Linked DNA regions of Homo sapiens: region 2 is linked to region 1. Evidence: chromatin loops called from intact Hi-C (ENCODE). Cell type or tissue: gastrocnemius medialis. All regions are shown on one strand. Links, peaks and the distances in the headings refer to the core of each region. The heading gives the core; the rest is flanking DNA.

Region 1 (15,231 bases), core at 4,162-9,161:
TCAATAATTTTGAAAAAGGACAAGGTCCTGTGGCTCATGCTTATAATCCCGGCATTTTGGGAGGCTGGGGTGGGAGGGTTGCTTGAGCCCAGGAGTTTGTTACTAGCCTGAACAACATAAGGAAACCACATCTCTACAAAAAATTTAAAAATTTTTAAAATTAGCTGGGCATTGTGGGTGGGTGGTGGGGGTTGGGGAGTTGAGGCTGCCGTGAGCCATGATGGTGCCACTGAATTCCAGCCTGTCTCAAAAATAATAATTTTTAGCTGAGCGCAGTGGCTCACGCCTGTAATCCCAGCACTTTGGGAGGCTGAGAGGCCGAGGCGGGCGGATCACGAGGTCAGGAATTTGAGACCAGCCTGGCCAATATGGTGAAACCTCATCTCTACTAAAATAAACAAACAAACACAACTTGGCTCGTCATGGTGGTGCGCACCTGTAGTCCCAGCTACTCCAGGAGGCTGAGGCAGAAGAATCACTTGAACCCAGGAGGCAGAGGTTGCAGTGAGCTGAGATCGCACCACTGCACTCCAGCCTGGGCAACAGAGTGAGACTCCGTCTCAAAAAATAATAATAATAATAATTTTTAAAAATGTGACTTTAGATGGATTTAGTAAATTCCATTGGGTTGACTATAGGTTGTAAGATGGTTCCTAGATAAATAATTGCTCAACAAGACATATAGTAAGGAAAAAAACAAGCAAACTGATCGCCTTACATAAGTAATCAGAAAGACTGTTTCATTGCTGAATCATACCTTGACTCCACAGTGAAGATTTTTGCAAGGGAAAATATTAACCAATTTCTGGAGGTCCAAATCCCTAAACAATTCTGTAAGCCATTTAAATTTTGTAACTGTTATATGGAAGTTAGCATATTAGAATACTCATTTACTTCCAATATATATTTTAATACTTTTTATTATATACTCAAATTAATTCTATGCTTGTTACACTGATTTCAACATCACATTTTCATAATATCCCTCTCCTTTTCTTCATATGCTCCTGTGTGTACTTTGGGTAGTAGTAACCACCCATCCAAAACTCAAGTGAATGGAAGACAAAAAACATAGGACAAATGTTGCTTTAAAAATATACACAGCAGGCCGGGCACAGTGGCTCATGCCTGTAATCTCAGCACTTTGGGAGGCTGAGGCAGGTGGATCACGAGGTCAGGAGTTCGAGACCAGCCTGGCCAACCCGGTGAAACCCCATCTGTACTAAAAATACAAAAATTAGCAGGGCGTGGTGGTGGGTGCCTGTAGTCCCAGCTACTCAGGAGGCTGAGGCAGGAGAATTGTTTGAAACCTGGAGGTGGAGGTTGCAGTGAGCTAAGATCGTGCCATTGCACTCCAGCCTGGGCGACAGGGTGAGACTCCATCTCAAAAAATATATATAATATATATATTTATATATATGTAAATATTTATATTTATATGTGTATATATTATATATATTTATATATTGTATATTTATATATTTTATATATTTATATATTGTATATATTTTATATATTTATATATTGTATATATTATATATTTTATATATTTATATATTGTATATATTATATTTTATATATTTATATATTGTATATATTATATTTTATATATTTATATATTGTATATATTATATTTTATATATTTATATATTGTATATATTATATATTTTATATATTTATATATTGTATATATTATATTTTATATATTTATATATTGTATATATTTTATATATTTATATATTGTATATATTATATTTTATATATTTTTATATATTATACATAAGTATATATGTATATATACGTATATATATTTTTATATATATACGTATATATATAATATATATATACATATATATATAATATATATGTATATATATAATATATATATACATGTATACATATACACACACACATACACACACAGCAGGCTGGGCGCGGTGGCTCATACCTATAATCCTAGCACTTTGAGAGGCCGAGGCAGGCAGATTGCCTGAGCTTAGGAGTTCAAGACCACCCTGGGCAACATGGTGAAAACCCATCTCTACTACAATACAAAAAAAAAAAAATAGTCAGGCATGGTGGCAGCTGCCTGTAGTCCCAGCTACTTGAGAGGCTGAGGCATGAGAATTGCTTGAAGCTGGGAGGCGGAGGTTGCAGTGAGCCGAGATTGCACCACTGCACTCCAGCCTGGGAGATACAGCGAGACTCTGTCTCAAAAAAAAAAAAAAGGAAAAAAAAGGAAATATATACAGCAGATACATTACAGACCAATTGGAGGTAACACCCTGAAATGAAGATGCCACAGATTTTTATCTTTCTCTCTCCTTGTAAAATTGGTAACACGAAGGCAAGATAACTGTTAAGTAAATGGAAAATTCTTCAATTTCCTTTTTATTTTATCTCAATAAAAATGAGGCAGCTATTCTAGCTAGGGTGGAAGTAATTTATTCTCTGTACTCCTTCTCTCCTTCACATCATCCTGACCAACAGTCTTCCCTCAATATTTGGAGCTGGTTCATTGGTGTTTCACTCACACACCACAACACTGGAGAATCACTCAGAAATCAGGACCAACTTAGGAATCTTCGCCGGCTTGATGCAAGAGTTTCTCTGGAAAGGCATTGATTTCTAGAAGCCCCCAACTTGAATCTGCTGGAGTAAGCAGCCTTCTGGCAACTGCTTGCATTCCCACATCTCAAGAGATCCACTTTATCCAGACTTGCGTGGAGCATCTCTCCAGAAAACATCCAGTTCTACTTTTAGACCTTAGCTTTGTAATCTGAGCAAACAACCCCACGGGGGCTCACCTCCAGCTGCCCTTAGGCAGTGTTTTGCTACCCAAGGCGAGCTGACCTTATACTGATGAAGACCTGCTATCTATGGCCTAGCTAGTCACAGCGTGGTCCTCAGAAGGGCAGCATCAGCGTCACCTGGGAGCAGAGAGTCTCGGTCCTCACTCCAGGGCTATTGAATCAGAATCTGTAGCTCAACAAGGTTCCCAGGTGATTTGTATGCAGTTTTAGGATTAAATAGCAGTGGTCTAACAGACCTGCCTGAGTTGCTTTTTCCAGCAACAGAACTCCCCATGTCCTGGTCTGAAGTTGTTATCCATCCATTTTCCACTACCAGTCTCTACACAGATTTCTCTGCAGCGCTCCAGGGCAAGCTATCTCTATTTTGGATGAATTCCCAACCAGTGGGTCTTATAGCAATCTGCATTTCTATTATTTGGGTGGTCACACAAGTAGATAGCACAGCCTCCCACTAGCCTGAACCATACCCATTCCCCTCCAACTCATTTTGTTCTCCTTATTCCCACAGCTGTAGTGTTACAATGATCATAAATTATTGTTAAAGAAGAAAATTACCAAAAGAAAAAAAAATAGTCTCTATAAACCTGCATAGTTTAGAGCTAAAGAATATGTTAAAATTTTCCATCATGGAAATTTCCCAGCTACTGGGCTCTTTAGATTTTTTTTTTTTTTTCAGAGCTGCAAGCAAAGAATGGAAATTTCCAATTGCAGCATCGAGGGCTGCTGTTCTGCTGACTGTCTTGCTCAGCCGGGGTCATCTGCTTCTCTAAGACATCAAGGAATGCCAAGGTAGGTCTGAGAGAAAACACATACTTCCTCTGCAGGAAGGAAGGAATGTCTTTATGCTGCCTCCAACTTGTAATTAGGGGAGGGGCAGGAGAGGTGACATCCCCCTGCTCCATCCACCTGGATGTGGATTTTGTTGTTACCACCTATCAGCAGCTTATCCTACTTGACATCTTTCCAGTGGCAGCTGGCTGGCAGGTTTTTCGTTTTTTAAGAAATCCTTAAGGGGGTGGGGGATCCAGAGAGATGGAGGGAACCAACATTTTTGAGGTGTACTCTTCTAAGTAACCCACCAGGTATTTTATATATGTTATGTCATTTAACCTTGTCACACTTAGCCTTCATTACATTTAACCTTGTGACCCACCCAAGGTTAACTTCTGATTTTCTGCACTCAAATTTTGGAAGCATCATTTGTTCTTCCTAAGACAGCCCTATTGCCCCCAGCCCTCCTATAAACCAGTTATCTTCAAGCATCCTGAAGGTTTTGTTTCCACCTCCTCAATAACATCAACAGCTCCGTTCCTTTTTATTATATCTAAGTTGAAAGATATTTCCATTCACAGGTGGTCCTGATGTCTGAGTCAACGGGCGTCTAATAGTTCTCTAAATTCTGTCATGTACCTCCCCACTCACTACTGCTATTACTACAGAAGTATGGTGGCAGCTCCACGAAGTCTGAGTATAAAGGCACTGGCATCTTGCAAACAAAGCTAAGGACCCTGACTGGCTCTAGGCCTGAAAGAACATTCTCATACCTAGGCTGGGTGGGTTTGTCTGGGTGGTTTGGGAGTTTTGTGTTTTTTTTTTTGTTTGTTTTTTAATATAAAAAACTTCTAGGGGGATTCTGAAATACCGTAAGAAGCAAGAGCTATCTATGTTTACTCTCTTCTTACAGACAGCCATATCATACCAGGAAAAGAAATGCTAAGGAGGTCTTCTGACATCGCTGTTGCTATTTATACGTAACATCATTTATTGAGGCAAGTTTGGTAATAGTGAAGATTTTCTAGCAATAAATTTTAAAAAATCATTACATGGCTAGTAAGTTAAAAAAAATTCTCCCCTGTCTGTCATTTCAATCACATCCATATCCATAGGTAGTGATATGATCTTTGAATACAGTGACCAATTTTACCACCACCCAATGATAAAAGTGGAGGCAAATGGGAATCAGCCAGAATATTGTAGGTCTGTTTAGGGTTGAGCCTCAAAAGCTGATGTTTAGTTGAGTTATTGCTTACATCTGTGACAATGATTTTCCGTATCCCTTTAACCCATTAAAACTGAGTCTGATTCCCTGGTGAAATTCATCAAGTGGTATTTGAATATGGGTCTGGGTCTCATGTGATATGTACACATTTCCAACAGACTTCTTTCCACCCCTCCTCTGTATTTGTCATTAGCTAGAAGATAGTGGTCCTCTTAGCTGAAGACACTGATGATTCATATCTGTGGGTGGGGCTGAATAGACTGATGTATGATGACTCGTTCTTTCCGCTTTAGACCACAGAGATGACTTTTAAAATTTTGTGGTTGGAATACACGCTGTTTTAGATGATGATTGATTGTTTGTGATTTCAAACATGGCCTCAATTCTGTCCCTCCTGTTTCCCTGCCCCTTGCAATGTGACTTTGCAGCTCCTCCCATCAAGAGCTGGAGTCTGTTTCTACATTCCTTGAGTCTGGGCCTGCCTTTTGGCTGGCTTTGGCCACTAGAATGTAATTGAAATAATGGTGTTCCAGTTCCAAGCCTAAGCCTCAAGTGTGTGCTTCGGCTCTCCTCTGAAACCTGCCAGGGCTATGCGAACAAGTCCAGGCTAGCCGGCTGGAGGATGAGACATCCTGTGGAGTCAAGATGAGCCACTCCAGCTGAAGCCATTTTAGACCAGCCAGCTCCAAGCGAACATACCAGCTGATCACAAATGTGTGAGCAAGCCCACTGTGGTCAGCTGGGCCCAGCCCAGATCAGCAGAACCTCTCAGCCAATTCACAGACTCGAGAAATAGTAAATGGTAGCTGTTATATGCCATGCAATTTTAAGATGGTTTGTTATGAAGTAACAGGTAACTAATACAGGTGATCAATTATCTTCTTCCCCCCAACGCCCCCCATGGCTAGGAAGCTCAGAGCCAAATTCAAAAGCCAATCGTAGAAACTATGTTTATTTATTTATTCATGTTTATCACACACTTTATGGGTAACGTATGTGCAATCTTCTCTCTCCTTAATGGTGAATTTTTAAAATTCGATAACCTATTGTTTACCACATTGACTCTGAACCAACCCAATACCTTGTTTTAAATATTTAGGTGGTTGTTATTTATCAGATTAGAAGAGAAGAATCTAGAGTGAGGACTGGCAAACACTCACTTTCTTTTTCTTTTTTTTGAGACAGAGTCTCACTCTGTCACCCAGGCTGGGGTACAGTGGCACAATCTCAGCTCACTGCAACCTCCACCTCCTGGGTTCAAGCAATTTTCCTGCCTCAGCCTCCCAAGTAGCTGGGACTACAGGCATGCGCCACCATGCCTGGCTAGTTTTTTTGTGTGTACCTTTAGTAGAGACGGGGTTTCGCCATGTCAGTCAGAGTGGCCTCAAACTCCTGGACTCTGGTCTCGAAATCCTGGACTCAAGTGATCCTTCCATCTCAGCGTCCCAAAGTGCTGAGGTTACAGGCATGAGTCACCGCACCTGGCCTAGGATTGGCAAACACTTTCTGTAAAGGGCCAGCCAGTAAATATTTTAAGCTTTGCAGGCTGTATAGTCTCTGTCATAACTACCTAACTCTGCTGTTATAGCACTAAAGCAGCCATAGACAACCTGTATACAAATGAGCATGGCTGTATTCCAGTAAAACTTAATTACAGAAACAGGCGGTGGATCAGATTTGGCCCTCAGGCCATAGTTTGCTGACCTCTGCTCTAGAGCAATACGTTACTATGCAAAAACATCTTCACCTACACTACAGTCTCCTCAACTTTATTGTAATTTATCTCAGTTGTTTTGGAAAAAAAAAAAAAGACAAATGAAGTGAATTTACTTCCTCTAGCAGAGGACAAGAAGAGGCTGACTGTGCGGTAGGAAAGTATATAGCATTTGTACCAGAGCAAGTATGACACTGAACAAATCCTCTGGCCACTTCGTCCATGACTGCTTATTTAGTTCAATGCTGAAGGCCAGAATAACACAAGCAATGTCTCATTTGTTTTGTTTCATCCCACAGCTTCTAATCTCAAACACTCATTTAACAAATGCATGCTGGATGTCACAATAAGGATGGCGCTCCAGTCCTTCTTGCCTACTCGGAGTTCCCTGAATGTATTGTGCTATTTCACGCCTCTCTAACTCTGCACACAATGTTCCTTCTGCCTGGAACACACTTAGCCCTCTTCTCTTACTGGCTAACGCCTACACGCTGATCAAAACTAAGCTCAATGATACTGCCTCTTGGAAGACTTCCCTGAGTGCACTTCTACCTCCTCACCCTCAACCTTCAGCCCGCACACTCAATCTCAGCATTTATTCTACTAAACTCATAATTAAGATAGCTAATGCTTATATGGTACCAGACACTTACTATGGGCCAGGCACAGTTACATCCTGTCATTTCATTGAAGTTATTGGTATGCTTGCCTGTTTCCACAAGACAATCATACGTTCAGAAACATTTATTGAGTACTTTGCAACTGGCGTGCTAGGCAAAGTAAATAAAACAGTGACAGTAAAGTAATAAAACAGACCGTAAGCCCACTGAGGGAACCTACTGCATGTTATTTGTTTTTACCTCTCAACACCTAGCAGCGTCCAGAGCAGAGGTTTTGTTTTAATTTTTTTTTTTGACACAGGATCTAACTATCTCCCAGCCCAGAGGGCAGTGGCACGATCATGGTTCTCTGCAGCCGTGATCTCCTGGTCTCAAGCAATCCTCCCACGTTGGCCTCCTGAGCAGCTGGGGCTACAGGCGTGTGCTACCATGCCCAGCTCATTTTTAAAATTATTTTGTATAGAGACAGTATCTTGCTATGTTGCCCAGGCTGGTCTTGAACTCCTGGCCTCAAGCAATCTTCCCACTTCGGCCTCCCAAAGTGCTGGGATTACTGGCGTGAGCCACCCATACCTGGTCAGAACAGAGGCTGTTTGTTTGTTTGTTTTTGAGACGGAGTCTTATTCTGTCACCCAGGCTGGAGTGCAATGACATGATTTCGGCTCATTGCAACCTCCACCTTCCGGGTGCAAGGAATTCTCCTGTCTCAGTCTCCTGATAGCTGGGATTACAGGCGCGTGCCACTATGCCCAGCTAATTTTTGTTTTTTTTAGTGAAGACGGGGTTTCACCATGTTGGCCAGGATGGTCTCAATCTCTTGACCTCATGATCTGCCCACCTCAGCCTCCCAAAGTGCTGGGATTACAGGCCTGCACCACCACCCCCGGCCCACAGATGTTTTAAATTAATATTAGAAGAACAAATGAAAATACCACTTACATGGTACAAAATACGTGCTAGGCCATGTTCTAAGCTCTTTACATCTCTAAGCCTCAAAACAACTTTATGGGGTAGCTGGTATAATTATCACCATTTCACACACGGGAATTGAAGGCATGGAGAATTTTTAGGTAATTTTCCCAAGGTCATACGGCTAGTATGTGACAGAGCTGGTTCCAGAATCTATGTTCACAACCCCTGGATGAAATGAAAGCTTGAGTGACTCAGCATAAATCCATTTCTACTCCTGGGAAAGTAATTTTTTTATTTTTTATTTTTTTTTGAGATGGAATCTTGCTCTGTCGCCCAGGCTGGAGTGCAGTGGTGCGATCTCGGCTCACTGCTTCCCAGGTTCAAGCGATTCTCCAGCCTCAGCCTCCCGAGTAGCTGGGATTACAGGCATGTGCCACCGTGTCTGGCTAATTTTTTTTTTTTTTGTATTTTTAGTAGAGACGAGGTTTCACCATGTTGGTCAGGCTGGTCTCGAACTTCTGACCTCAGGTGATCTGCCCACCTTGGCCTCCTAAAGTGCTGGGATTACAGGTGTGAGCCACCGTGCCGGGCCCCTAGGGAAAGTAGTTTAAAAGATGCATCTTTGAGAACATAGGTTGTCCAGTGGTACCAGTCACGTGCTTAAGGTTAGGAGTCAGAGAATTGTGTTCGCAGCTGCTCTCAAGTGCTTGATGTAAGTGAGTGATATTGGTAGTGGCATTGACAGTTCCTGCAAGGTGCAGTCTTACATTTACAGAGCATTACGGTGCATTCTGAACTCTGATCTGATTTCTCCCACCACCCTCTCCTCCTCTCGGGTGGTATGCATCAATGCTCAGGGGCAACTCCAGCAGGGTTTCTGCCAGCATGTGTCTGCCGTGTTGACTCTTTCCTGATGGCAGGCAAGTTATACAGTAGATCCATCCGTGTTGGCCTATTCCCATGGACACTTCAGCAAATTAGCATTTTGGAGAAGACTACACAGAAACATCCATAATACTGGTGAACCTGGCTGGGTGTGTGCATCTTTAAAAAAGTATTGCTGGCCGGGCATGGTGGCTCATGCCTGTGATCCCAGCACTTTGGAGGCCAAGGCGGGCAGATCACCTGAGGTCAGGAGTTCGAGACTAGCCTGGCCAATGTGGTGAAACCCTGTCTCTACTAAAATTACAAAAAGATTAGCTGGATGTAGTGGCGGGCACCTGTAATCCCAGCTACTTGGGAGGCTGAGTCAGGTGAATTGCTTGAACCCGGGAGGCGGAGGTTGCAGTAAACCGAGACCACGCCATTGCACTCCAGCCTGGGCAACAAGAACGAAACTCCATCTCAAAAAAAAAAAGTATTACTGCCAGTCATTTATGGAAGGCTTTGGAAGTCCCCATGGGGCCTTGCAAGCAACATGCCACTCAGCAGGGAAGATAAAGACAGGGAGAGACAGTGACTGGCCTGCAGCTGTTTCTAAGGACAGGCTTGCTCTGCTGAAAAAAACAAAGAACAGATATTTGGAATAGAATTTTGCATCTGAAACAAATATGGATTTGGAGAATTTTAGGTTTGAGCATTAAGACATTAGAAAATAAAGCCAGGCACAGTGGTGCACACCTATAGTCACAGCTACTAGGGAGGCGGAGTTGGGAGGATTGCTTGAGCCCAGGAGTTTGACACTGTAGTCATGCCTGTGATCATGCCTGTGAATAGTCACATAGTGAGACCCTGTCTCTAAAAAAACTAAAAAAAGAAAGAAAAGTGATCACAGAGTCCCTGCAGACCCTTGAAGTCTATGGTCTCTCTGAGTAGAGAACAAATGTGTCCATTCTCCCACCTCAAGGCAGCTTAAAAAAAAAAAGTAACTCTTCTTCTTTACTCCGTTTGCAAACTAGATAACTAGGAGGAGGTGAACAGGCAATTTCCTCGGTGGCCTCCACTGATCGTTTAGAGGATGCAACAAGGTACCAGGGCCAGGACTGGTTCCCACAAGCTTCCTGTTCTCAGTCTGAGGCACAACAGAGGCTAAAAAGAATTCAAAGATTCAAGAATTGGCTCTTAGAAGCAACCATGTGTCACCAAAGAGCTGGGCAAGATAGTGCTTGTTGGCTTTTCTCCTAGTCAAGAATTAACCATGAGACTTCTCTAGGAAAACATTGATTGCCTGGCTGGAAAACTTCAGAAACATTGAGTTGACCACTATTCTCAGGCACCTGCACATACATTTTTCAGGCCATTGGGTACAATTTATAGCATCTTATTTTCCAGTGAAAATAATCTGTTACTATATTTGTAGCCTGTTTCATACGGTTTAACACTTAATAATTCTCTGTTGTTTTTATTACGAAAACTTGCATTCTCTCATCTAGAGCAGAATCTCCCTGAGGGCAAGATTTACGCCTTCCAATTTCTTTGGACTCCTCCACAGGACCAGACAGAGAATGAAGGAGTACAATAGTGGGTGATCAAGAGGGAATGATTACAGGACAGAGTATTTGGAGACCTGGGCAGTTCCAATGCTCCCCACCCCCGTCAAGCTGAGTATAGGTCCTCAGAAAGCACTTAAGTCTCAGAGTTGCCATTTCCTCATTTTCAGATTACCTCTCTTACCTTACCGGTTGTTGGGAGGATCAAATAAGATAATGTCTGTGAAAGTATTTTGTGAACCAAGATCTGCTAGCCACTGAAATGTAAGAAGTCATCAGAAGAGGCACTTAGTAAATATCTGATTGATTTTTAATGATAAGATATTGTCTTCCCCTTTCTCCTTTACATTCAGCTCCTTTGAGGGTGTTATTTTGCAGGATTTCACTTTATATGAGTAGCAAAACCACTCCACATCCACCTGATGCTGTGTGGTAGGTCCCCTAGTGCATTTCATCTCATAATTATCTTAAAATTTGATTGACATTTAAGCAAACCAACCAAAAAAGTCACAAGGTATGCCATGGTCACGTTGATCACATAGAATTTGTCAAGATCAATGCATGTGTAACCCACTGGCATTTCAGAGCCTTTCTTGTGCTGCTGCGTCAGCCCACTAAAATTATACCCTAGGCAAAGATTATGTATATTTCTGTACTCTAGTGCATAGTTCATACATGAGAGTGGCAGATCATTGCTCTAAGCCCAGGCCAGAGAAAAAGAACATTAAAATGTGGCAGTATAATGGGGAATTTCACAAAAAGGTGACACTATAAAACAGACTCTTAAAACAACTCATTTATTTGTAAGTCTTTATTCTCTATTTGTTCTTAGCAAAGAAGACAATCTCTCTATAGTAACAGAATTCTATATGACTCATTAGAGAAATCTTTCAAACATGGTTATTCCTTAAAATGCTTCTGGAAGATATAAGGTTTGGTCTTAGGGTTTCTTCTCACTCAACTGGAGGAAAAATAGAGATGCTAAAGGATAAGCTAAATTGTATATTCCAGGGATTTGTTTATGTAAACTCCTGATTCCTCATCTAGTTCTTTGGGCCCAAATAACGTGAAAGTAAAAATAATTAGAGAGTGACAGCTTGGCTGTGGTAAGCATTGTCTTCTCTTACTGAAGCTTTTCAATTCCAGTATTTTCAAACCCTATTCCTGAAAGCTATGGGAACCTGTTTTTCCCAAATTCAATCATACAGTGTCAACTGCAGGACTGGTATCCAGGTTTGAAGCATTTTGTCAACATATTGAATCCAGACCAGTTTTGAACTCTATTAACTCTATTGATGAACATATTTATGATGGGTTTTTTTTTGGAGATGGAGTTTCACTCTGTCACCCAGGCTGGAGTGCAGTGGTGCGATCTCGGCTCACTGCAGCCTCCCCGTCCCGGGTTCCAGCAATTCTCCTTCTTCAGCTTCCCGGGTAACTGGAATTACAGGCACGCACCACCACACCCAGTTAATTTTTGTATTTTTAATAGGGATGGGGGCCGGGTGTGGTGGCTCACGCCTGTAATCTTAGCACTTTGGGAGGCCAAGGCAGGTGGATCACTTGAGGTCAGTAGTCCGAGACCAGCCTGACCAATATGGTGAAATCTCGTCTCTACTAAAAATACAAAAATTAGCTGGGCGTGGTGGCTTGCGCCTATAGTCCCAGCTACTCAGGAGGCTGAGACAGGATAATTGCTTGAACCCAGGAGGTGGAGGGTGCAGTGAGCTGAGATCGTGCCACTGGACTCCAGCCTGGGTGACAGAACGAGACTCCATCTCAAAAAAAAAAAAAAAAATAGGGATGAGGTTTCACCATGTTGGCCAGGCTGGTCTCAAACTCCTGCCTCAGCCTCTCGAGTTATTGGGACTAAATGTGTGCGCCACCAAGTCCAGTTAATTTTTTTTCTTTTTGGTAGGGATGAAGTCTCCCTGTGTTGCCCAAGCTGGTCTCGAACACCTGGCTTCACTTGATCCTCCTGCCTTGGCCTCCCAAAATGCTGAGATTATAGGTGTGAGTCACTGCGCCTGGCCTGAAGCCTAATTTTTAATAGATGTTAGTAGCTAGTAACATTAAACTCATACTAAATACCAATACATTTTAATGTTTAAACCTGATAACATGTTTATGCATATATAGTTTTCTATAATAATTTTATTTTCATCAGATGCTTTTCTTTCTTATTCTCAAATTTCTCCCACTTCTTCTAGGGCTGATGTGAGGCTAAGCCTCTTTCATAATCAATACTGGAGGGAAAATACCTAAGAGGAGGAGGAAGTAGTGGATTTAACATTAATTATTATCATTATCTTCCTGTGACACCATGCTCTGCTCCCTTTGCCTGAAAAGTTGCAGGAAAATAATGGTGATGGGAAGGGGAAAACGTCCAACTGCAGAATTAATTATTTGTCAATTTACCCCCAAAATATATGGTGAGTGGCAGACATGTAAGGGTGTTGCTGTACTCTTGATATTGAGAGAGAGCACGAGGGACAGATATTATAACACAAATGTTTCAAGATGGAGAGTTTCTTGTACATAGAAAGTCATTTATGTATTGTATATTTTAATAAATATTTTTGTAGAGTACAAATAATTTTCTGTATGGAATTATTCTAAGATTTATGAAAATGTTTACCAGTTTGTAACCAAACCATTCCCAAAAGGGATCTAAAATAATAATTTTAAGAAAGAAATAAATTAGAATGACATTGAGTAAAAGTTATACAGCTTTCTTTTTCTTTCTTTTTTTTTTTTTTTGAGACCAAGTCTCACTCTGTCGCCCAGGCTGGAGTGCAGTGGTGGGATCTTGGCTCACTGCAACCTCCACCTCTCAGGTTCAAGTGATTCTCCTGCCTCGGTCTCCTGAGTAGCTGGGATTACAGGCACCTGCCACCACACCCGGCTAATTTTTGTATTTTTAGTAGAGACAGAGTTTCACCATGTTGGCCATGCTGGTCTCGAACTCCTGACCTCAGGTGATCCGCCCGCCTCGGCCTCCCAAAGTGCTGGGATTACAGGCGTGAGCCACTGCGCCCGGCCTTAAACAGCTTTCATAAAACATTGGTTTCTTCTTTTATATTGTTCCTCATGGTAAAAACAGCAACATTTCTACATAAATGGTAACATTTGCACCATTTGCTTCATTTTAGGATCTGTGATTGCTCTTGGGAACGAGTCCTGCTGTAGCGTGAAGGGGAAGGTATAATTTGGAGCCAGACACAAGAAAAAAGGTTTCTTTCAGAAGCAATATATTTATGTACATGTAAGAGTATCAGAAAAGGATTAATAATTTCACCAAGTAATCTAGAGCTACATTTCATATGTAAGTTCTTCACAGAGCTATGACAAACTTTGTAGAACTCAAGCCTTCCATGGAAAAAAGGTTATAAAAATTCTTTTGGCTGGGCATGGTGGCTCATGCCTGTAATCCTAACACTTCAAGAGGTTGAGGCAGGAGGATTACTTGAGACCAGGAGTTCAAACTGCTGTGAGCTATGGTTGTGCCACTGCACTCCAGCCTGGATGACAGAGCGAGACCTTGTCTCTAAAAAATAAAAAATAAATGTTAGAAATAACAGAATCGGCCAGGTGCAGTGGCTCATGCCTGTAATGCCAGCATTTTGGGAGGCCGAGGCAGGCGGATCACAAGGACAGGAGATCAAGACCACCCTGGCTAACACGGTGAAACCCCTTCTCTACTAAAAATACAAAAAATTAGCTGGGCATGGCAGCATGCACCTGTAGTCCCAGCTACTCGGGAGGCTGAGGCAGGAGAATTGCTTGAACCCAGGAGGTGGAGGTTGCAGTGAGCCGAGATCGCACCACTGCACTCCAGCCTGGTGACAGAGCAAGACCCTATCTCAAAACAACAACAACAAAATAATAATAATAATAATAATGTCTCTTTTAAAAAACAAATGCAATGGAGATAGCAAGCCACAAAGCGTATTACAGTATTAGTCATAATTATTTGCCTTGTCACTCTTGATAACTTATTTTGCATTCAGTAGAGTTAGAGAAGTGTATGGATGAATACTCATCATAATTCTTCTCCATGTGGACTTTAGAATTTTAGGATAACAGCTGACCTTCTTCCTTCAATAGGTAGACCCTTAAAGGAATCTAGGAAGTGCTGACCACACAGCACCTCCATCAAGACAGGGCTCATTTCCAGCCCTGCTTAAGGGAGTAGTGAGATATTTGTTGCAGTCTATGTGTGATGTTGAAGGAAGTGAGGAATATAATCTTCCTTAATTATTACATGGTGCCCATGACCTTATTTATTATTTCACTAGTAAAGAAATAAATTGTATTTCTTCTTCAACATATTCACAATGAATCTCTGAGATACAGGAATATGCTTATTCAGTCAAGAAAGGTATTTATTTATATAAGAGAAGCAAGTGCTTCAGAAGAAAACTTCCTACTTAACAACAGAAGAAAATACCTTCTTAAAATGATCAAGCCAGTAAGTCTAAGGAAAGGGAGGAAAGGAAACAATAATGAAGTATAATACACAGTAAAAATAAAATGGAAAGAATAAAAAAATATCAGTTACCACTAAAAATGTGGATGAGTTGAATCTCTGTGTCAAAAGGCAAACTTTTATATTGGGCCAAAACAAAATTAAGCTATGTCTAAGGAATTCACCTCTAAGAAAGTGACTATGAAAGTTTGCAAATAAATGACTGGGCAGATATATGTCAGGGAACTCCAAAAGCAGGAGTGTTTAACCTGAGAA
Region 2 (15,231 bases), core at 4,220-9,219, 98 kb before region 1:
ATTATATATATATTATTTTTAATTGTCACAACTCTGTACATAAGTACTCTTACTACATATCACAAATGAGAAATTTGAAGCTTAAAATAACATATGGGATGGGCTGGGTGCAGTGGCCTATGCCCATAATCCCAGCACTTTGGGAGGCTGAGGCGGGTGGATCACCTGAGGTCAGGAGTTCGAGACCAGCCTGGCCAACATGATGAAACCCCATCTCTACTAAAAATACAAAAATTAGCCGGGTGTGGTGACACATGCCTGTAATCCCAGCTACTTGGAAGGCTGAGGCAGGATAATTGCTTGAACCTGGGAGGCGGAGGTTGCAGTGAGCCAAGATCACGCCACTGAACTCCAGCCTGGGTGACAGAGTGAGACTCTGTCTCAAATAAATAAATAAATAAATAAATAAATAAATAAATAAATAAATAAAATAAAATGAGATAAAAGGAAAAGCATGGATTTTGGAAACTGATGGTTTGCATCCTGGCTCTATTACCTATTAGGTATGTGATTTGGGGCCTTGGTTTGTTTATCTGTACCATGGTGATGATGATATTTGCCTCACAGATTTAAGCCTAGCAACTTATCTGACCTAGAGTCAGTGTTATTACTTCTTGTCTTTCCATATCCTGATGATAAGCTATAGCTTTTAGCTCATGTTGGATAAATCGCAGTGCTACAGAGTCTACCAGCAATTAATTAGGAGTTGGTCTATCTCATTAATTCAAAGTATGTTCATTAGGAATTAAAGAGAAGTTGACCTAAGTTTCAGCTAAAGTTTACCTTTAAATATCTTTGGGGAGAAAAGACAGTTGGCTAATCAGTTTATTAAAATAAATGATATTGTGGAAGGGAGATCATCTCTATTCAACTTAAAAGAACAACTTTTGGGAAGATCTTTGGCATTGCACATGCACCATAGGAAGCTCATTTAGAAATCAATCTTCAAAATAGATTCCAAGTTTGTTTACCTGAATACAGCTTGTTAATTCATTCCACAAAGAGCATGAGTGCCCATTATGTTCCATGCAATGTTCTAGGCACCTGGGATACATCAGAGAATGAAACAACAGCCCTGCCCTTGCTTACCCTTTAGTTGGGAGAGATAGGTGAAAAACAAATTTGCAAATTTACATAGAGTATTAGAAGTAGGTAAGTGATAATGAGAAAAATAAAGCAGGGTTGTACAGAGGATTGCAATTTCATTTTTATTTATTTACTGTTTGAGACGGAATTTCACTCTTGTTGCCCAGGCTTGGAGTGCAATGGTGCGATCTCGGCTCACTGCAACCTCTACCTCCCGGATTCAAGAGAGTCTCCTGCCTCAGCCTCCCAAGTAGCTGGGATTACAGGCACCTGCCACCATATCTGGCTAATTTTGTATTTTTAGTAGAGATGAGGTTTCACCATGTTGGTCAGGCTGGTCTTGAACTCCTGACCTCAAGTAATCCACCTGCCTTGGCCTCCCAAAGTGCTGGAATTACAGGTGCAACCCACCGCACCTGGCCAAGAATTGCAATTTTAAATAGCATTGTCATCATTTAAAAGACAATATTTGGGCAAAGAATAGAAAGAGGTAAGGAAATTGGTCATGTGTTCCCCTAGAAGAACAACAAACAAAAAGGCCCTTGGTCAGAAGTGTGCTTGGCCTGCTGGAGGTGCAGCAATGAGGCCAATGTGGCTGGAATGTAGTGAATGGGGGGAAATATTTTATTTACCTAACAAACACTTAAATAGCCCTTACTAGTAGCATTATTTGAAGCACATGAAAGATATTAACTAATTCTCCCAGCAAGTCTATGAAGTAGATACTGATTTTACCTTTTCCAGATGAGGAAACTGAGGTACAGGAAAGTTAAATAACTGCCCCCAAATGACACAGCAATCAAGTGATAGAGCTAGGATTGGAACTCAGGTGGTCTGTCTCTAGTGATGCATGCTGTTAAACACTAAAGTATGCTGTGCTGCTTCCTGGTAGTAAGAGATAAGAAACAAGTGGGTACTAGATCCTGTAGCTTATTAAAGTCCATTGGTAAGGATTTGCGGTTGGGGTTGTTTTTTCATTTTTTGTAGAGATGAGGTCTCGCTATGTTGGCCAGGCTGGTCTCAAACTCCTGGCCTCAAGGGATCCTCCCGCCTTGGTCTCCCAAAGTGCTGGGACCACAGGCGTGAGCCACCACACCTGGCTACTTGTAGGTTTTAATAACCATCCTTCCCCACTTCCTGCAAGTGTCATCATGTCTGCCACACCCATAAACCCCCTTCTAGGTTTCTAATAGACAGGACACCAAATTACGTAACAATTTATTCTGCCATTCCAAACAAAGCCATTTAGGCCAGGGGTGGGGACACCTGATCTAGGGCATCAGACCTATGCTCATGAGATGGTTTGTCAAGAAGGCTTTGATAGCCGGGCATGATGGACATGCCTGTAATACCAGCACTTTGGGAGGCTGAGGTGGAAGGATTGCCTGAGCCCAGGAGTTCAAGACTAGCCTGGGCAACACAGTGAGACCCCCATTTACTTCTACTTTAAAAAAATAATTTTTTTTTTTAAAAGAAGGCTCTGCCTAACCACCTGCACTTGATGGTGAACAGCCAAACTAGGCAGATTCTTTTGTTGAGTTGAATATGAAATACAAAGAGAGAGTCAGCAGTTAGAAATGGGCAGAAACTAAAAGATACACAGAGAGAAGGAAGAAAGCTGAGGTCATGTGGCAGCAAAAAGCATGCAGCAATAGAAGCTGTGAGATGAGAAAAGAATAGAAAGTACTGAACAGCAAGGGCAGTGGAGAGTCACAATACTAGCAGATAATTAGAGTGCAAAGCAACAGATACTGACTACTGAAGGGCCCACAAGATAACCCAGTTGCTAGGGCGGCACTGTGTGCTGAATCACCTTCCCACTCCTCGTTGCCAGAGTGTGGCAGAGAAGGACATGGGGCTTGTATTAGTCTTAAGCTTAGACTGAGGTAACCTGAGTATATCTCTCCGTTCTGAAAATTAAATTTTTGCTTCTTGGAATCTCTATCACTCAAGATCATGGCACAAAACTGAAGGCACATTGCGCTGGGATTTTGAAAATCATTTGATGAAATTGATATTTACAAGGATGTAGGGAGGGTGGTGGGAACTTAAGCGGATACTGAGGCACCCAAGGTCGAGTAGCAGTAGAAGTCCAGGCCTGAAGAGAAACAGTTTATCAGAGTCCAGAAAGAGCTAGAACTGTGAAGGGGCATACCTAATGCCAAACCCATGGCGCTAAAGCAGGGAGGAAAGGAGAAGAAATATCTCAACCTCTTTTGCCTCCTACCCTCTGATACTTGCTGATGCCTGCCATTGGACAAACCCAACAGTAAGCCAGAGGGCACTGGCTCCCAGGGGACGAAATCTGTGGGGTAACATCCTTGTCGGGAACAGAGTGTGGCAGAGAAGGACATGGGGCTTGTATTAATCCACTGTCACACTGCTATAATTTAAAGATACTACTGGAACCTGGGCAATTTATAAAGGAAAGAGGTTTAATTGACTCACCGTTCCACATGGCTGGGGAGGCCTCAGGAAACTTACAATCATGGCAGAAGGCAAAGGGGAAACAAGGACCTTCTTCACATGGCGTCAGGAGAGAGAAAAGTAAGAAGCAAAGGGGGAAGAGCCCCTTATAAAACCATCAGATCTCATGAGAACTCACTCACTATCACGAGAACAGCATGGGGGGAACCTCCCCCATGATCCAATCACCTCCCACTGGTCTTTCCCTAAACATGTGGGGATTATGGGGATTAAAATTCAAGATGAGATTTGGGTGGGGACACAAAGCCTAACCATATCAGGGCTATAATGGGTTGAATGATATTCTCCTCCCCCTCCCCCGCCAACAAAACATGCCCACAGCCGAATCTCTGGAACCTGGGAATATTACATTACATGGCAAAATATGTGATTAAGTTCAGGAGGACCTTATCCTGAGAGGAGGACCTTATCCTAGATCACTGTGGTAGGCCCTAAATGCAATCACATGTATCCTTATAAGAGAGAAGCAGAAACTTTAAGAGATAAAAGGAGGAGGCAATGTGACCTCAGAGGAGTGGCCACAAGCCAAGGAAGGCCTGGGGCCCCCAGACGCTGGAAGAAGCAAGGAGAAGATTCTCCCCCAGAGCTTTCAGGAGTGTGGCCTTGCCAACACTTGATTTCAGACTTCTGTCCTCCGGAACTGTGAGAAAATAAAATTCTGTTGTTTTAACCTATCCAGTTTGTAGTAATTTGTTACGGCAGTCACAGAAAACCAGGACAGGAGCCAGATGGAGAATAACCAGCACAAAACCTGTTCATCTCAGATGGGACAGGAGGATATACCTGATCACTTTAGCTGGACATTCTTTTGCCTGCCTTTTATATTCCCTTTGGTACTTTTTGTTTTGTTTTGAGACAGGGTTTCATTTCACTCTGTTACCCAGATTGGAGTGCAATGGCACGATTGTGGCTCACTGCAGCCTCAATCTTTAGGGCTCAATCGATCCTCCCATCTCAGCCTCCCAAGAAGCTGGGCCACAGGTGTGCACCACTACTTCCAGCTAATTTTTTTAAAAGTATATATGGGGCCTTGTTATGTTTCCCAGGCTGGTCTCAAACTCCTGGCCTCAAGCCATCCACCCATCTTGGCCTTCCAAAGTGCTGGGATTACAGGTGTGAGCCACCGTGCCTGGCCCATTGGGGCTCCTTTTGGGACCACTCATATGCCTCAAACTATATGCTCCTGAGTTGTAGTTCTTTTGTTATATAAATATTGTTTTATCCAAATAAGATTATGACATTCTTATTCGAAACAAGAACCTTGTCTTGTACATCTTTGTAGCCCATAAAAATCTTAGCACAGTACTTTAAACAGAGTGGACATTCTGTAATTGGTAAATGAGAAAGAAACCTTCCATTTGTCCATCTGTAAATGGAAAATAACAATTTCTACTGACTTGCCTCTCAGAGATAATGATGGCAGTGCTTCCTGGAAACAATTTTTTGTACCTGTAACAGAATGATATATCTGAAACACCCATTCCTACTGAGGCAATTCCTTGGGGGAGGAAAAAAAAACAAAGCTACATTTACTTTTAGCATGTCCTCCATTCCACGTGCAGATGAAACTGCTTGCAGATCACCCCACAAAGGAAAAGGCAGGGGATAATTAAGAAAATATAAGAGCTGAGGACTGATATCTTCTTAGGAACTTTGATTCATTCAATAAACATTTATCAAAGAACTACTATGTTAAAATATAGTCCATTGGCCAGGCGCAGTGGCTCACACCTGTAATCCCAGCACTTTGAGAGGCCAAGGCAGACAGATCACTTGAGATCAGGAGTTCGAGACCAGCCTGGCCAACATGGTGAAACCCTGTCTCTACTAAAAATACAAAATTAGTCCGGCGTGATAACGCATGCCTGTAATCCCAGCTCCTTGGGAGGTGGAGGCACGAGAATCGCTTGAACCCGGGAGACGAAGGTTGCAGTGAGACGGCGCCACTGCACTCCAGCCTGGGCGACAGAGTGAAACTGTGTCTCAAAAAAAAAAAAAAAAGTCCATAGATGCTGAGGAAACACACGCAGAGAATAAGGCATGATCCCAAGTCAGTAATTGTCACGCAATATGATGAATGGTTTTTATAAGAGCAAAATGCTATGGGGCCAGAAAAAAGGGAATGACTAACTATTGATGGGAGTTTCACCAAAAAAACTCACAATCAAGCTGGTCTCTTAAGACTGCATCAGGCAGAGGTGAAGTCAAGGGCATTCCAGGACCAAGAGAAACAGCTTTGCCTGAGCTGTTGCCAAGCAAACCACACCCTCAGCTCAGCCCTATTGTATCTACAGAGGCCTATTTTTATTCTTTATCCTCATCGCTACTTTTTAAGAGAAGAAAAGAATGCTGACTTCTTCCCTAATTTGCATCCATGTATTTTATATGCCAAAGAAAGGTGATTGTCAGGAGGGAAAATAGAAGTTGACTTTCGGCAAGTCCAATTACGACAGGTCCTCACATCCATCTGATAATAAGTTAACATGGAAACGCTTACCTTTGCTGAGCTTCTACCTCATTTCGGAAAATTGGGTTAGGCTATCCTGTGAATGCAGTACCAGGGGGAAAGTGGACAAGGTATGAGCGCATCCCGTGTCTCATTGCCCCACACCAGGAGGTTCATCTTTGGCAAACACTCCTTGAATGGGAATTATGGCTGAGGCCCTTTTTCCTCCCCTAGGCTGACCTTCACATCACTCCTCAGGGAACAACTCTGCCTAGGGCACCGCCCAGCTTCCCTCCCAGGCCAGCCCTGCTAGGCCTCTGAGACCAGAGCCGTGCTGCTTATGAGTGGAAGAAAGGAGAAAAAACTCTTAGGACAGCAGCCAGGAGAGAATGAAAGACTGGCCAAACCCACCAAGGAGCAAACGGTTCCCCATCCTCACCCTGCAGCTTCTGCTGGAAAAGCGGGGAGGCTGGGGAACCGGAATCTCAGCCTCAGAGTACGCATCACTTATCCTTGTTTTCTCAAGAAGCCTCTACCTTCCAGGCCCTGCCAGGAAGCTGGCAGCATTTTCCTGAAGCAGTAATAACAAGGACAGAGCGTTCTAGCCTGCTGGAGCCTGCTGGCTGGTCACTCTTTCCACTGCCTTTTGTTTTCATGCATCATTCCCCTCACTTGCTTCTCAGATTCCTCAGGGCTTTGAAAAAGCCACAAATGCTCCACACAGTGACACCACCCAGCGGGCTGGCAGACATAGCTGACAGGCACCTTGCCCTAAGCGACCGCACGTATGCAAGCCCTGACAGCTGATACCCAGCCACACACCTGGTGAGAGGGAAGGCAGCACTTAGAAAGGGCCCACCCTATTCACGTAGCTGGCAAAGGTAGGGCTTTAGATCAACTACAGCCCAGTGCACTGGTAAATCACAGACCGCTTTTTTATTCAAAGTGTATCTGTATGTTGGACAGTGGTACTTCCCCACCCTTTCCTCAAACATCTAAATCCAGCCAACATAGATGCTACCAACAGAGCACCAGAGTAACCTCAGCGTGACAATCCACATATCAATATATTAGATCATATACACATGCATACTTGGAGCAGACTTAACTTTATTTGTGTTTTAGAACCACCTGTAGCCTATTTCAAACCACACTCCAGAGTGAACCTATCAGAATCTATGAAAATAGGGCTTAGATATGTGTATTTTTAAAAAACTTGACAGCGTTGGTTAGAATGTGGGACAAGACAAATTCTTGTATATCATTGATGAGATATATAACAATTGGTTCAGCTGCTGTGGACAGTAAGCTGGAAGGCAATCTAGTCAAGTCGGAAGTGCGCATATCCTATTCCCTAGCAATTTTTGTTCTAGATATATTCCCTAGAACTCTCACACATGTGTTCAAGGAGACGTACACCAGGGCATGATTTACATCATGATTTGGAATAGCAAAAAACTGGCCATAACAAATATCCACCCACAGGAGAATAGATTCTAGAACATTTACACAATGGAGCACTACATTGCAGTATTATATAATATAATGTTATGTTATATAGAATGGATTAGCTCTACAAGTACCACAGATAAATCTCCAAATCACAATGTTGAGAAAAAAAGCTACAGAAAAAAATATGTACACTATTTACATACAGGTTTAAACATGCAAAACTTGCCTATTGTGTAGTAAAACTATAAAAACATGTGGGAAGGACACTCACAGTCTTCAACAGATTGGTTACCTCTGGAGAGAGTTGAAATGAAAGGGCCTTCTCGGCCGGGCACAATGGCACACGCCTGTTATCCCAGCATTTTTGGGAGGCCAAGATGCGCAGACAGCTTCAGCCCAGGAGTTCTAGACCAGCCTGAGCAACATCATGAAACCCTGTTTCTACAAAAAATACAAAAATTAGCCAGCTGTGGTGGTGCATGCCTGTAGTCCCAGCTACTCGGGAGGCTGAGGTGGGAGGATCACCTGAGCCCAGGAGGTCAAGGCTGCAGTGAGCTGTGAGTGCACCAGTGTACTCCAGCCTGTTTTGGGCAACAGAGTGAGATGCTGTCTCAAAAAAAAAAAAAAAGAGAAGAAAGAAAGCAGTAAAGAGAGAGAGAGGAAGGAAGGAAGGAAGGAAGGAAGGAAGGAAGGAAGGAAGGAAGGAAGGAAGGAGGGGAAGGGAAGGGAAGGAGGGAGGGAGGGAGGGAGGGAGGGAAGGGCCTTCTCTTGTAACTAGAAGGTTTTATCATGGCAAGCCGTTATTATTTATTAAATCTGGATAATGAGTCCATATCCCACAGGTAACTCTGAGGGTCATGGCCATCGACAGCGGAAGGATCTTTTGAGATTCTTAGATTCTCAGTTACAGAAAATAAAAGTTTGATCTGTATAATGAGCCATCCCCATAAACATAAATGACACTGAAGAGCCCTCTCAGTAACGTATGCAGATTGAGATGCTGTTCATGAACGGAGGAGCTGTTGCACAGGCCCAATTCCCCTCCCTTACTAGGTGCCCGTGTGACCTGCTGGCCTTGTGAGCATCCTAAACAGAGTCAGAGCTGCAGTGGAATGAAGATGAGGATTGGTCCACGTGTGGAAATCATGACTATAGTCATATCCAGAAATTTCCAAACCTGGCTGAAAATCAGATAAAACTTTTAATGCAGTTGTCCATGCCCCACCATCTGAGAATATGATACAATAGGTCTGACATGAGACTCTGGAATCTGTATATTTAAAAGGCTTGCCAAGAGATTCTGATGATCGCCAGGTTTGAGAAATGATAACCAACCATGGTTATATTCTATTAATGTTTTCAAAGAAGATGGGTAGGAAGAGAAAAGGGAGAAAAGGAAATAAGAAAATTAAAGAAGGAAGGGGAGAAAGAAGGAAGGGAAGGAGGTGAGCCTTCGAACCCAGCTCAGATCCCTCCTCCTCTATTTCTCCTAGACCTCTATAGCCTCCACGTCCCTCCTCATCCCCTGAACTTGCTAGATCTCTAATCATCTGGTAACATTCATTTGGCAATTATGTACTTCCCTGTATGTTGCTGTCAAGGGCTACTGTTTAATCAATAAGTTTATGTCTTACTTTTTGAATTAGGCTATAAGCTTCTTCAGGACAAAGACCATGTTTTCTTCATCTTTCTTTTTTTTTTTTTTTTTTTTGAGACGGAGTTTCACTCTTGTTGCCCAGGCTGGAGTGCAATGGCACTATCTCGGCTCACCACAACCTCCGCCTCCCGGGTTCAAGCGATTCTCCTGCCTCAGCCTCCCAAGTAGCTGGGATTACAGGCATGCGCCACCATGCCCAGCTAATTTTGTATTTTTAGTAGAGATGAAGTTTCTCCATGTTGGTCAGGCTGGTCTCAAACTCCCAAACTCAGGTAATCCACCCGCCTTGGCCTCCCAAAGTGCTGGGATTACAGGCATGAGCCACCATGCCCAGCCCATCTTTTTATTTCTAGTGTCTAACATGATGCCTCCCACAGAGTAAGCAGTAAAGCACCATGATAAGAGTATAAGATAAAACAGGCTCAGAAATGTGGCAGTGGCTGGGCATGGTGGCTGTAATCCCAGCACTCTGGGAGGCTGAGGTGGGAGGACGCTTGAGGCCAGGAGTTCAAGGCCAGCCTGGGCAACATAGTGAGACCCCCATCTTTGCAAAAAATTTAGAAATTAGCTGAGTGTGCATGTGTAGTCCTAGCCACTCACAAGACTGAGATGGGATGATTGCTGAGCTCACAAGTTGGAGGTTGCAGTGAGCTATGATCATGCCACTGCGCTCCACCCTGGGTGACAGAGCAAGACTGTAAACAAAAAAAAAAAGAAAAGAAATATGGCAGGATACAAGATCAATAAACAAAAATCAATTGTATTTCTATACACTAGCAATGAATAATCCTGAAAAATGAAATCCAATGCAATCTCCATCAAAATCCCAACTTTTTTTTTATTTTACAGAAATTGACAAGCTGATCATGCTATTCACATGGAAATACAACCCAAAATAGCCAAAACAATCTTGAAGAGGAAGAACAAAGTTGGAAGAGGCATAGTTCCTGATTTCAAAACCTACCAGAAAACTACAGTAATCACGACATAAGGCATAAGGATACACATATAGATGAATGGAATAGACTTGAGAGACTAAAAATAAACCCTCACATTGGTATTGAATTGAATTTCTGAAGAGTGCCAAGACAATTCGATAGGGAAAGAACCGTTTTTTCAACAAATGTTGCTGGGACAACTGGATACCTGTAAAAAAATGAAGTTGAACTCTCAACACTATACAAAAAAAAAAAAGAATAACTCAAAATGGATCATAGGCCTAAATGCATGAATTAAAACTATAAAACTCCTATCAGAAAACAAGAGTAAATGTTCATGACCTTGGATTTGGCAATAGTTTCTTGGATGTCGCCAAAGCAGAAGTAACAAAAGAAAAAAATAGATAAATTGAACTTCAAAAGTAAAATCTTTTGTTCTTCAAGTAACACCATCAAGAAAGTGAAAAGACAGTCCACAGGACAGGAAAAAATCTTTGCAAATCATGTATCTGACAAGGGACTCATATCCAGAATATTTTTAAAACCCTACTACTACTCAAGAATAAAAAGACAAATGACTCAATTAAAACATGGACAAAGACAGCCTGGTCAACATAGTGAAACCCTGTCTCTACTAAAAATACAAAAAATTAGCTGGGTGTGGTGGTGTTAGCCCATAATCCCAGCTACTCTGGAGGCTGAGGCACAAGAATTGCATTAACCCGGAAGGTGGAGGTTGCTGTGAGCCAAGATTGTGCCACTGCACTCCAGCCTGGGTGACAGGGTGAGACTCTTTCCCAAAAAAGAAAAAAAAAATTAAAAGAAAAAAAAAACATGGATGAATAATTTAAATAAACATTCTGCCACAGAATATATACCAATGGCCATTATGCACATGAAAAGATACTTAACATTATTCGTCATTCAGGAAATGCAAGTCAAAATCACAGTGAGACATCTCTTCACACCACAAGGATGGCTATAATAACAAGAACAAGTGTTGGTAAGGATCTGGAGAAACTGGAACCCTCATCTATTGCTTGTGAGCATGTGAAATGGTGGCACCACTTTGGAAAACAGTTTGGCAGTTCCTCAAAATGCTGAACATACGGTTACCAAATTACTCAGGAATTCTACTCCTAGCCATATATATACCAAGAGAAATGAAAACGTATGTCCACATGGAAACCTGTACGTGAATGCTCATAGCAGCATTATTTATAGTGGCCTAACGTGAAAACAATCCATGTCCATGAACTGAGGAATGGGTAAACAAAATGTGGTATAGCCATACAATGGAATCTTTTCAGCCAGAAAAAAGTAATAATTACTGATGATAGATGCTACAACATGGATGAACCTGGAAAACAAGTGAAGGAACCCTGTCTCAAAAGACTATATATTGTATGAATCCATTTATACCAAATGTCCAGAATAGGCAAATCCATAGAGACAGCAAGTAGATTAGTGGTTGCCTGGGGTTGGAGTGGGCTTGAGGGTGGGGAATGGGAACAAGGAATGGCTGCTGATGGGTATAGGGGTCTTTTGGGGGATGTTGAAAAGGCTGTAAAATTAGATAGTTGTGATGGTTGCACAATAGTATTAATACAGTAAAAAAACCATTGAACTATATACTTTATTTTTGTTATTATTATTTTTGAGACAGGGTCTTGCTCTGTCACCTAGGCTGGAATGCAGAGGTGCAATCATGGTTCACTGCAGTCTCCACCTTGCCAGGCTCAGGTGATCTTCCCACCTCCACCTCCCGAGTAGCTGGGACAACAGGTGTGCACCACCACACAGCTAACTTTTTTATTTTTTGTAAAGATTGGGTTTCTCTTTGTTGCCCAGGCTGGTCTTGAAGTCCTGGCCTCAAGTGATCCTCCTGACTCAGCCTCCCAAAGTGTTGGGATTACCAGTGTTAGCCACCACACCTGGACCAAACTTTACACTTTAAATGGGCAACTTTTTTTATGGTATGTGAAATAGATCTCACTAAAGCTGTAAAAGAAATAAAAATATGACCCAGTTTTGAATTCTAGTTCAATTACTGTTGCTGATCATACCAAGCTCATTCTCTCTCAGGATCTTTGCATTTGCAAAGATGCATGTCATGAGATCATTACCTCAAAACGTTGCACTACTGGCTTCACATAATTTAGGTCTTCTGAATCTCTTATCCAGTGTTGCACAATCTCCCCCTACTCCTGTCAGTCATGTCAATTACCCTATTTTAGTTTTCTCATAGCTTTAATCATTACTGAAATCCTCTTGTTTCTTAATTTACTAGTTTCCTATCTGCCTCTCCCACTAGAATAAAAGCTTCATGAGAATAGTCTTAGTCACAGCTCTAGCCTCATGTCTGAAACAGTGTCTGGCACACAGTAAACACTCAGTAATATATGTTGGATGTTGGATGAATGAAAGGTGGCTAACCTCCAAGTTTCACTTAATCTCTCTCAATCTTCATTTCCTAGCTACAAAGTGGCATTATAATAAAAATTACATTTAGTCCAGAGGATTGGTTTAAGAATTGAATAACAGTGCATGCAAAAACATACCTCATAGGCCAGGCACAATGGCTCAGGCCTGTAATTCAGCACTTTGGGAGGCTGAGGTGGGAGGATCTCTTGAGGCCAGGAGTTCGAGACCAGCCTGGGCAACGTAGTAAGACCCTGTCTCTACAAAAAACTAAATTTTAAAAATTAGCTGGGCATGGTTGGTGCATGCCTGTAGTCCTAGCTACTGGGGAGGCTGAGCTGGGAGGACTGCTTGAGGCCAGGAGTTCGAGGCTGCAGTGAGCTATGATCTCAACAGAATGACACCCTGTCTCTTAAAAAAAAAAAGTTCATAGTAGACATTCAATAAATGTTAATAATAATTATTGTTACTATTAATACCACAACTACTACTCTCTAGTTAAAATGCTCCAGATGAGGATAATGAGCACCTAAACTAAGTATTATCAATGGAAAAAGAATGCCTGGGTCCCATCTTCAAAGCTGGACAAGCTTTGCATTCAAGGGCCTTAGAATATGGCCCCTCCTTAAACTAAATAATAATAGTTATAGTTATTATTGGATCACCTGGATTATAAAGAAGAGAAAACAATAAAAAATAAATAAGGTGGCCAGGCACAGTGGCTCATACCTGTAATCCCAGCATTTTGGAAGGCCGAGGTGGGCAGATCGCTTGAGCTCATGAGTTCCAGACCAGCCTGGGCAACATGGCAAAACCCTGTCTCTACAAAAAATACAAAAATTAGCCAGGCGTGGTGTGCCTGTAGTCCCAGCTATTCAGGGGGCTGAGGTGGGAGATTGGCTTGAGTCCAGGAGGCAGAGGTTGCAGTGAGCTGAGATCACGCCACTGTATGCCAGTTTGCTCAATAGAGCCAGACCTTGTCTCAAAAATAAAATAAATAAAATAAAATAAAGGAGGAAAAGGAGGGGAAAAGAGAGAAAGACTAAAGAAAATTGCCCTAAAAAGAAGAGAAAAGGAGAGAATGGGCAGATCTTACATCTATTGATCATAATCCATTAACTTTTTTCCTTTACTTTTGTTGATATATAAAAGGTGTACATATTGGGAGGGTACATGTGATAATACATTCATATAATTTGTAAAGATCAAATCAGTGTAACTGGGATATCCATCACCTTAAATATTTGTCTTTTAAAGAAGAAAAGACAAATATTTAAATGCTAGAGACATTTAAATTATCCTCTTCTAGCCGTTTTGAAATGCACAATTGGCTAGGCACCATGGCTCACGCCTGTAGTCCCAGCACTTTGGGAGGCTGAGGTGGGTGGATCGCTTGAGGTCAAGAGTTTGAGACCAGCCTGGCCAACACGGTGAAACCTGTCTCTACTAAAAATACAAAAAGGCCGGGTGTGGTGGCTCACACCTGTAATCCTAGTACTTTGGGAGGCCGAGGCAGGTGGATCACCTGAGGTCAGGAGTTTGAGACCAGCTTGGCCAACATGGTGAAACCCCGTCTCTACTAAAAATACAAAAATTAGCAGGGCATGGTGGTGGGCGCTGGTAATCCTAGCTACTCAGGAGGCTGAGGCAGGAGAATCGCTTGAACCCAGGAGGCGGAGGTTGCAATGAGCCAAGATTGTGCCATTGAACTCCAGCCTGGGCAACAAGAGCAAAACTCCAACTCAAAAAAAAAAAAATGCACAATTGATTGTTGTAAACTATAGTTTACAATACAGATCATCCTACTGATCTATCAAACATTAGGTTTTCTTTCTTCTAACTGTATATTTGTACATTAATCAACCTCTGTTCACCGTTCCCTTCCCCTTCCATTAACTTCTTATCCACTTATTAAATATTACACAAGAATTTAGTGAGCTTTCATTGAGTACAGATACTTGTACAAGAATTTAGTGAGCTTTCATTGAGTACAAATATATCAAGCCACTTGATATATCTGGCTCTTCCTTGGTGACTTAAAAGATCCATGTCATGAAGTCATCAAAGCATAAATCTGAACCACGTGGGGAGTGAGGCTGCTGTGTGGAAGCAGGTCATGCAGCCAGGGACTGACTTGTACCTACTGATCAGCAACCACATCTAGGCTTGTCACATTTGTAATACTCCTCCTCAAAAGTCAGACAGAGTCACTGAAAGTTCTCCTTCACTGTCTTTTGTGAAGGAAATGATATGTTATAGTGGCATATCCATCAGGAAAGTTATGATTATGCTACGAGAACAAATGACCCCCAAATCTCAGTGGCTTACAACAACAACAGTTTTTATCCCATTCATGCTGCTTGTCCACGTTAAGTCAGCTGTGACTCTGCTCCAGTTTATCTTCCTCAGAGACCCAGACTGATGCAGCCACTATTATCTGAAACATCACTGGTTGTCGTGAAGAGGGAAAAGAAAAATGGTGAACCACACTGTGCCCCAAATCAACACACACATCACTTTCACCCACCTTTCATGTGCCATTGGAACGCTGCTGTCCCCATCCTCTCGGGATTTGGCCCTAGGATGTTCTCCCATGCCTGGAAATTCTGGTTATGCACTTGCTGTGCTTTCCCATCTAGAACAGATCTCTGAACTTTGACCTCCCTTCAGACCTCTAACCCCTGACTCTGAACTAGACTTTTCTTTCTGGATTCAAGTGCACATCGCTCTTCCTCTACAGATGA

The links. A loop is a pair of places that touch in the nucleus more often than their neighbours do. Peaks named below come from ENCODE experiments on the same cell type or tissue, not always from the same donor. Only the 100,000 strongest peaks of a DNase experiment are listed, where the experiment ranks them.
Region 2: it touches region 1 in a loop (8-fold over the local background); 4 of 110 quality-filtered maps call a loop at or near these places.

Annotation. Positions count from the first base shown.
Region 1 is chr7:131,178,715-131,193,945 of GRCh38, reverse strand. It overlaps a transcript of MKLN1 not described here. Among named protein-coding and RNA genes, the nearest start is that of LINC-PINT, 76 kb to the right of the region's middle. RefSeq lists enhancers at 4,979-5,028, 5,159-5,228, 4,842-5,342, 5,329-5,538, 4,533-5,732 and 2 more. In gastrocnemius medialis, for the core only: no CTCF peak of the experiment used is centred there; DNase peaks (open chromatin) are centred at 5,325, 6,255 and 6,885; H3K27ac peaks cover 5,000 bases.
Region 2 is chr7:131,276,301-131,291,531 of GRCh38, reverse strand. It overlaps a transcript of MKLN1 not described here. Among named protein-coding and RNA genes, the nearest start is that of MKLN1-AS, 44 kb to the left of the region's middle. In gastrocnemius medialis, for the core only: no CTCF peak of the experiment used is centred there; DNase peaks (open chromatin) are centred at 5,809, 6,271 and 6,661; H3K27ac peaks cover 3,849 bases.